Linked DNA regions of Homo sapiens: region 1 is linked to region 2. Evidence: chromatin contacts called from ENCODE Hi-C or POLR2A ChIA-PET data. All regions are on one chromosome and are shown on one strand. Each heading gives the region's core, a stretch centred on a gene start or an enhancer-like site at or near the end of the contact. The rest is flanking DNA. Distances are from core to core; before and after follow the strand shown.

Region 1 (4,481 bases), core at 1,831-4,330, 40 kb before region 2:
TGTCATGGCCACCCAAGTCAAGTCTTTCCTTCACTGTGATCTGTTGTGTATATTAATAATAGTAAAATCTCCTGTACTGACAAACTGTTATGAAATGTCCTTTTCAAATTCTTTTAGAAGCTCCTTGCAGCTAGGAAAAATTAATGAGTTGCAATGTAAAACTTCCCTTAGCTATGATCTAGTACCCAAGGGTCAGGGCTGGCTTTGCAGAGGATCAGCTCTGGTAACAGGTAGAAAGTCAGAGTCATTGAACATAGATGCTGGTGGTGAGCAGCAGTGATGGTGGGAGTCTGTGGAAGTTCTCTTCCATTTGCTTCTATTTTCTCAGAGAAATAGAAGAAAGATCATTGGCTGAGAATAAGAATGGGGGAGGAAGTGTGGAATTTCAGAGGAGAAGAGAATGTGTGGAATAGTCACTTTGGAAAGCAAGGTATCTTATGACTGCTGGGCAGCATAAAGAGGCCACTTGATTTAGTGGTCACAAATTTAAAGAGATTGTAGGCAGAGAAGGTGCTGATTTGGATTTAACCAAGTTTGTGGTTTGCCAAGGAAGTGGGAGCAAATGAGAGAGGATAAGGGCATAAAGGGTGCATGCAAAGGTTGACTATGGTGTTTCAGCTGCGTAAAGAGGGGAGCGAAACCATCAAGGAACCAAGGAACAGTGAACAGTAAAGGGATTTAAGAATTGATGAATATTGGTTGTCAGTGTGGTGGAAAGACAGTTGGCATAAAGCATTAGAGGGAGTGAGCTGCAGTTAGGAGGCAGCTGGCAGAGAGTGGGATGTACACACCTGAGGCTGTGAAGGGTGCACAGCTCTGTAAAGGATGGTAATCATGAGGTCTTAGAGTATGACCATGGGGGTAGTCCAGGCGTTAAAAGTCTCAGTTACATGTATATTGAAATGACTAAGGATTAGCACCAAAATAGTAAGAAGTGACGGTGAACCATGAGTTCCTATGGAAAACAAGGAGGCAGAGGCAGAACTTGGGGGCAGCAGATGAGAGTTACAGTGAAATTCAGAATTGAAGGAAAGAGAACAGCCCAAAAGCAGCAATGGAGGTTGTGGGCAGCCAAGGAGGACACTTAGTCCCTTCCAGGTCTGGGGGAAAATCAGCCACTGCTAGAGTGGGCTGCAGGGAATGTCATGTTGGATTTAGCCAAGTTTGTGGTTTGCCAAGGAAGTGGGAGCAAATGAGAGAGGGTTAAGGGCAAAAGGGTACATGCAAAGGATTAACTATGAAGTTTCAGCTGCATAAGGAGGGGAGTGAAACCACCAAGAAGGGCAGGAGCAGTGGACAGCAACGAGATTTAAGAATCAATGAATCATGGGTGTCAGTGGGGTGGAAAGACTCCCGAGGACCTGATTTCTGTTTGAAGAACAAGAAAGTGAGAGAACATTCAGAGAAGAGATGGCAATAAGGGGGATTTGTCCTCTGTGATTTGCTAGGAATCCAAATAGCACAATGGAAGGATCTCAGAATTGGGGGAAAGGTGGAAGAGATGGACAGAATGGGGATGAGCAGACCCTCACAATGTGGGAGATGAGGGGTGGCCTTGCAGTTTGGGGCTTTTGAGGTGGTTTTCATAAACAGGAATAAAGTGAATAATGTGGATCCAAAGGAGAGGGTGGGGTGAGGCTCTGACTAGAGGGGGCCAGAGAGGGTGAGTTTCTAGAGCCCCCTCTTTACACTGATGCTGGGGGTAGGTAAGGTTGTAGGTCAACGGGAGGTGAGTTCTTAGAGCAAGTATACTAGTTCTCTCTTCCTCTGCGGGGCAGTGGGGCTTACCCTAAGGGTGTCTGTTTTCCTTGACCCCATTGTTGATGTCTTGGGAGATCTCTGGAGAAGCAGGTTGGTTGCACTTGTCTTTCTTCAGAATGATGGGGGTTGAGGGCATCATCTTGTTTCTACAACAGAAAAGTATGAAATTCAAATAGCAACACTCCAGGAAACAGTTGAGTTCCCTTAGAAAGGGCAAACCTAACTGATGGCATCTGCAGAAAAAGACAAACATTTGCATTACAGTCATAGGAAGCATTCAGAGGCACTGAGGACAATAGAATCGTGAGTTCTTTCAGTAAATTGATATTCATTGCATATCTACTATATGCCTAACACTGTTCAGGGTGCCACAGGACATGCAATAAGGCAGTGAAACCCAGTGTGTGTCCTTCAAGCAGACTCAGTTAAAAAACAGTGGAAAGTATTAGATATAAAGCCAATGCTGTCCCAAGGAACACAGGCTATCGTGGAAGCTGTTGAAATCTATCTTCTGTTGATCTAGAATTTGATTTTCATAAAGCATTAGCAAATCAAAAGCCAAAAACAAAACTGCAAACACACAGATTGATTTGTTTCTTTGTATTGTTTTCTCTTAGGCACCTTGGATTTTTAAATTTATTACTTTTTAAATGCAGATTACATATATGCTGCAACCAGAAATGCCAGCATCCCATGATGGAAGTTTTTCTTTGCATTCTTGAGAGGACTATATTGAGAACTGAGTATCTATATTTTATATTTCATTTTATTGATAATTGGAAATAGCTGAGAAGTGATAGATCAAGGATTTGAATTCATTGATTCTAAAGCCCATATGACCATATGATTTTAACTCTTATGCGATCTTTTTCTTTCCATCTAGGTCTCGCCCTGTCCTGCCTTCTCTCTTGGTACCAGTTATACTGCTGAATCACTATTAGTGATAGGGACTCATGTGGGTGGGTCATCCAGAAATGATTGTCCTATTTTAAGAACAAATTAAAAGTTGCCTCAGTTGGTGGTGTCTAACTCTTCAACTTAAAAGAGAGAAAATATTAATAGGAATCAACTCTGCTTATTTAACAGGTCAAGCTGGTCTCTGGTGTCCATGGGGACACTTCAGGAGAAACCGATTAACATTGAGATGTGTGGAAACAGGATCAATAATTTTCAGTAACTGAGGAAGATTACCAGAAGCCAAGGCGGCCTTTAACAGAGACTGTGCAGCTCTGAGCCCAGGACTGTTAAGCACTTGGCAGGCAATGGAGAAAGTCTAATTGTGGCTGACGATGAGTCATTTTACACTATTGTCACACCTCCTTTCTCCACATTCCATTTTAGGAACAGTATAACTTTCCCAGCCAGAAATTGTCTAATTTAAACCCTGACTCTTACCTGTGTGAATCAAAATGACTCAGAAAGTGCAAATAAAATAACCCTGAGGAGTCAGTGGTTGTTTCATTTTTCTCATAGCTTCTCTTCTCAGAATTGAGGCCTGTATCTTCCATGTGTATAGAAGAAACAGAAGGGCTAGAGGATTGAATCTGCATGGCAGAAAAAGAAGAAGTCTCACAGGACTAGAAGTTAGAGCATTTTTCCTGACATGAGGATATAGGGTAGATTTATGGCCAAAGTCTTAACTATATGAAAAATAGAGTAGTAAATTTTTTAAAAGGAGAGAGAACTGCTGTTTTTTAAATACAATTAAAACATGGATAAACAAAAAAGAGGGTGCATATAAGTGTGTTTGCCTGTATATATATAAACATGCATAGACACACACATATACATATACATTTTAGTCCTGTATCTTCAGATTCTCTCCCCCATTCATTCTTATGCCTTTTAAGAAATAATCATGGCATAGACTCTAAAAAGAAGACTTAATTCACAAAAACATGGGACATTGGCCTATGAAATGAAGAACAATTAGCACTGAATATTTAGACAACTCATGTGGCTTCATTTAATGCAGCATCCAACAAATACTGATGTTTACAATATTAGCTCTGAATTTCCTAGAATACAAAAATAATTTATATTTCTTATTTTTGTAAAGTACTTTCTAGTTTTGAAGGCTTTTAAATACACATTATCTCATTTGACCCCCCCAAACACTTTGTATGGTAGCCAGAGTATGAATTTTTATTTCCAGTTTATAGGTAAGGAATTGGAAATACACACATCTTAAGCGGTGCACCTGGTATCAAACGATCCTACAAATCATGTATGTTGACTCCTGATCTAATGATGGGTAGAAATATATAACACATGAGGCCGGGCGCGGTGGCTCATGCCTGTAATCCCAGCAGTTTGGGAGGCTGAGGCGGGTGGATCACCTGTGGTCAGGAGTTCGAGATAAGTCTACCCAACATGGCGAAACCCGGTCTCTACTAAAAATACAAAAACTTGGCCGGACATGGTAGCGGCGCCTGTAATCCCAGCTACTCAGGAGGCTGAGGCAGGAGAATGGCGTGAACCCGGGAGATGGAGGTTGCAGTGAGCTGAGATAGCGCCATTGCACTCCAGCCTGGGCGACAAAGCGAGACTCTGTCTCAAAAAAAGAAAAAAAAAAAAAAAGAAATATATAACACATGATTCAAAATTTTCCACCGTCGTAGTATTAAGATCACTGAAATGGTGAGAATGTAAAGGGAATAAGTGGCTTCAATTATCCAGAAAAGTTACATATGTGAAACATAATTTTGCTTAATTAGATA
Region 2 (4,597 bases), core at 570-3,069:
GCTATATCTTGATGGATAGGCAAGTTTGGGAAAAGTAAGCATCTCAGCATATAATAAATATACAGGACCCCCCATTCATAATATGCTTTCGAGTCCGATATCCTATTGCTCCTACAACAAGCATGAGTGACAGGTAAGAAGGAGACTGCCCATTTTACAGATGAAGTGGTTGCAGTTCAGAAAGTTTAAATGATTTGCTCAAGATCAGAGGGTGGGTATCACAGCTGGACTCCAACCTTCATCTTATGATTCTGAAGCTAAGGTGGAGGACAGGACTGGACAGCCAGTTGGGCGGGGGCAATCTTTGGGGAGGAGAGAGTTTACCAGAACAAGAGGCAGTCAAAGGGGAATCAGGAGTTTGAAAGGTAAAGATAAACTTTCACCTGGGGTAGGTCTTGGGATGTGGTGCATCTGGCAGCCAAAGATTTCTCCTACAGCTTTCTAACCATCTCAGGGAGAAGGATTTGGAATGAACATTAGCACATGACTGTCCTCAAACTGTGTGTAGGAGACTGTAGTTTCAGCCAACTGGCCACTGAAAGGGTCACTAGCCTTCCTCTGTAAGCTGTAAGTTGGCAGTTAGAAAGGGGTTAAATTCATGTCTTTTGCGAAGGTGAATTACATGGTTAGATATGTGCCGATCACCCTGTCACCGCCTGTGGGGCACACAACTCTGTGTTCCACTTGCTGTCTCATATAATGCCCGAAATTGTTGCCTAGAGAGCTGAACAGTGACATCTGTTGGTTCGATTTGAAATAGGCAAGTTCAAAAGAGAAACAGCCACACTAGTATTTCTTCCCCTTTCAAAACAAATAGGAACAATCATGACAAAGGAATGACCCTTCCAAAGGAAGTTTTAACATCAGCAGCATACTTTATCTGAAGAACAACACACGACTCCAAGTTTCAGGATGAGGGATATCATGTGACTTTTATTTTTGCAGAAAGCCCATCAAAGACTTTGTGTAAACCTTTTAAAACTCCAATTCAAAAGAAACAGTACTAAGACCTGTGTATCTGAGAAATTCCTCAATGCTCAAGATTTCATCCAGAAGCATAAATGAGCAAATAGAAAGTATGGATTTGGGGCAGTGGTGAGAAATAATGAAATTGCTTTCTGCTCTAGGAAACTTGAGAAACAAACCTTCCTGTGGATGTGCCTGTGAGTTACAACCCAGCTTGAATCCTTTCTAAATAGCTCCAAATTTCAAGATCACTTTGACAATCACCTAGCTCTTAGCTTCAATTAATTAAGTGTCCATGTTCCTTTGTACTGAATGCTCTATTTCTTTCCTTACAAAACTCTAAACCTCATTGAATGTACAATGGAAATGATTTTCTGGGAAATCTGGATAATCAAAAAATACTATATTCTGACAAGTTATATATATACATATGTAAATTTTTTATATATTATATATAATTTATATACATAAATTATATATATATAGTGTGTGTGTGTGTATGTGTGCACACTCCATACAATATCATTTCCTGCTCAGACCTTTACAAAAATTGCTAAGAAACAGTAAATTGCACAGTTTGGCCTTCAACCTTTTAATCACCCCAAGGAGAAAAGAAGTGGCTCAAAGAGTAGCATGAGAAAACAGAGGAGAAAATGAAGGCTTGGATAATCTGCCAACCGAATAACTGAGTAATGACATAATTGGATCATTGAAAAAAATGTTAAAATTTTTACCAGTTATTAATTAGAGAATCATGCATGACCCTGGGAACTTGCTTTTTGTTTTAAAACAGGAGCCACGATTATGAAATGGTTCAAGCTGGCTTATTCAGGTCTGCTGAGATCTCTACTGGTTTGCTTTTCAGATCCCTCGTGGTTCGAGAACAGAATGGCGTTAAATCACACTGCCCTGCCTCAGGACGAGCGCCTGCCCCATTACCTTCGAGATGGGGATCCTTTTGCTTCCAAACTTTCTTGGGAAGCGGATTTAGTGGCTGGCTTTTACCTAACAATAATTGGTAAGCTTCCTTAATTCTTCTGTGCAAAGGCTGCATTTAGAAAATTCATGGGCTGATATGTTAATTTTGTGAAAGGATTCTGATACTTAAGTGGATAGTTTAGTGGAGGCGAAGAGTGGGGAAAGGCAGAAGATGGAATGGCATTATGGCATTCAATAAATGTTTCCTAGAAATGACTCTTTATTATCATTATTATTAGGAATAAAATTCCATTGATAATCCAAGAACTCTTACAGCAAAATTATTTATCCATTTCATTTTGGTTACTTTGGGAGTAGATTTACTTTCTGAATACCAAAATTAATGATAATGATATTTTATTTAAACAGAGTGCTTTTTAAATAATGTTTTTGACATAATCATAAGTTTTAGGTTGAGAATGGGCCTTAAAAATAATCTAGGTCAGTCTCCTGTTCTCACAACTGTGCAAAACTCAATTGTGCTATTGTGCTATAGTACTATAGTAATGGCAGAAACACTGAGTTTACTTCACCTAAAAGTAAAGTCGCATCAAAATAGCTAAGCCATTTTGGTGACAGTTGAAAAATGTGTTGGTGATAAATGGAAGAAAGTCCGGGGTCAAAAGATTTTTGTGCATAATTGACGAAAGGGTGCACCTGCTTCTAGACTGCATGATCTCATTCATTCAGTAGCCACATGTGGCTTTTCCAAATTGAAAGTTGCTGTAGTGTAAATACTCACCAGATACTGAAGGCTCAGTACAACAAAAAGTGGTATAAAATATCTCATTAATAATTTTTAAAAATTAAATACATGTTGAACATACAACATTTTAGGTATGTTAAGCTAAATAAAATATATTATTAAAATTAATTTACTGTAAATTTTAAATTTATAAATTAAATTTTTACTTTGTAAATTTTTACTTTGTTTAATGTGGCTACCAGAAAATTTTAGAATCCATATGTGGCTCGCATTTCTGGCTTACATTACATTTATACTGGATAGCACTAATCTAGACAGTTAGGATTTAATTTAACCACCTATTTAAATTTAAGAAAAGAAACCATACTTTTCTTAAATTTAAAATTGTTGTTTTAACTTTGGGTGACCAGTGTGAAGGTGGGTTATGTCTTTAGGTTTGTTTGCCTTTAATTTTTTCAGATGTTGGGTCAAACTTGCTCTCTCTCTCTTTTCTCTTTGTTTCTATCTTTCTCTTCCACCCTTCTTCCCTTCCTCCCTTTCTCTCTTTTTCTCCCTCTCTCATCTATTTATTACTGGCTAAGAATTTCATTTAACCTCCTGAAAGTAGCAAAACTCATTAGAAAATACTTGATATCCCTCTATGGTCAGTACTTGAGGCAAAAGGAACTCATGTGATTCAACCAAATTCTGCTGTAAAGTGATTCCCTGGGTCTTTGTCTTTATTGTTGTTAGTGTTTTACTAGTTTAAATTCTGTTTCTTATAAATGAGTCCCCATCTCTTTTCAACATAAATATATATTGAGCGCCCACTCTTTGCCACTGTTTTAAGTTGCTGGGAATAGAGCAGAGAATAAAATGGGCAAACATTCTGCTGGAACAGAAACTGTCTTATCTCTGTAAAATCCACATTGCATTTTTATTAAACTTAAGTACTTTCAATTAACAGAAAAGGCAGAAAAATAAGCAACTTGATCAATTGTATTTAGCATAGCTCCATCACTTTCAAGGAATGAATTAAAAAAGTAACATCAATAACCTGACAAATCTCTCCAGACAACACAAAACAGAGAGGCCTATCAGTCCATTCCCAATCTTAAGCAGGGAGGATTGCAGGAGGATTGCAACCAGGGTGAGGAAATCAGGAGAATTTCCCACCTGATACACATGGAGTTGGAAGGAAAGTCCACAATCATATTCCAGTGGGTTTGCTGAGATGGAGCCAGAAAAACAGGTTGAAAAAGAGTCCCTGGACAGGGGGAGCTTCAGGAGGATCAGGGCACTAGGAGGTGGAGCCAATGGTATGTTAGAGAACAGTCACGCAGGGTGAGGAGAGGGGTCGACTGGAGGGGTTTGGACTCACCCTAGATCCACTTCTTGGACTTGGCCGTGTGTCTGGTTTTCACTCTCCTAGAATAGGCTAGTGTAGATGTTGCAAGATTCCTTTTTTTTTTGGACATAGAGTCTCACTCTGTCACCCAGGTTGGAGTGCAGTGGTGCGATCTCGGCTCACTGCAACCTCCATCTCCCAAGTTCAAGCAATTCTTGTGCCTCAACCTCCTGAGTAGCTGGGGCTACAGGTGTGCACCACCATGCTTGGCTAATTTTTGTGTTTTTTAGTAGAGACGGGGTTTCGCCATGTTGGCCAGGCTGGTATTGAACTCCTGGCCTCAAGTGATTTGCCCACCTCAGCCTCCCAAAGTGTTGGGATTACAGGCGTGAGCCACCGCGCCTGGCCAAGATGTGTGTGTCCAGATTGCTTTTAAGGAGCCAGAGTGGAATAAACATTCTTGGTGGGCTTTGTTAAATACTAGAAGTCTTAAGAGACAATGGAAAGATAACAATATAAATCTGAGTTTGAAATACAGGAGACATAAATTACAAACCCATTTTCTACCTTCCACACTTTTACTATTATTGTAAATACTGAGTTTATTAACAGTTAATATA

What was found. A loop is a pair of places that touch in the nucleus more often than their neighbours do. ChIA-PET counts read pairs that join two places held with the same protein, here RNA polymerase II (POLR2A). Pooled maps may share reads with other maps.
Region 1: a map of PC-3 shows a loop between it and region 2 (8-fold over the local background). The contact joins the enhancer-like site here to the promoter of OPN5 in region 2. A Hi-C loop is called at or near these places in 7 of 168 maps with a recorded cell type or tissue (Caco-2, Calu3, GM12878 and 4 more), 4 of 37 single-sample maps with no recorded cell type and 15 of 50 pooled maps. POLR2A ChIA-PET finds 5 or more read pairs at or near these places in 3 of 52 experiments (H1, OCI-LY7 and Panc1).

What each region holds. Positions count from the first base shown.
Region 1 is chr6:47,738,876-47,743,356 of GRCh38, forward strand. No RefSeq gene overlaps it. Among named protein-coding and RNA genes, the nearest start is that of OPN5, 41 kb to the right of the region's middle. Within about 2 kb of position 3,081, at least 4 of the 41 ENCODE cell types and tissues checked have a DNase peak (open chromatin) inside an H3K27ac peak, as active enhancers do; they include PC-3 and PC-9, where a contact is called at or near this core.
Region 2 is chr6:47,780,213-47,784,809 of GRCh38, forward strand. OPN5 (opsin 5) reads left to right here and starts at 1,820. Exons shown (of 7, transcript NM_181744.4): 1 at 1,820-1,984. The coding sequence starts at 1,855.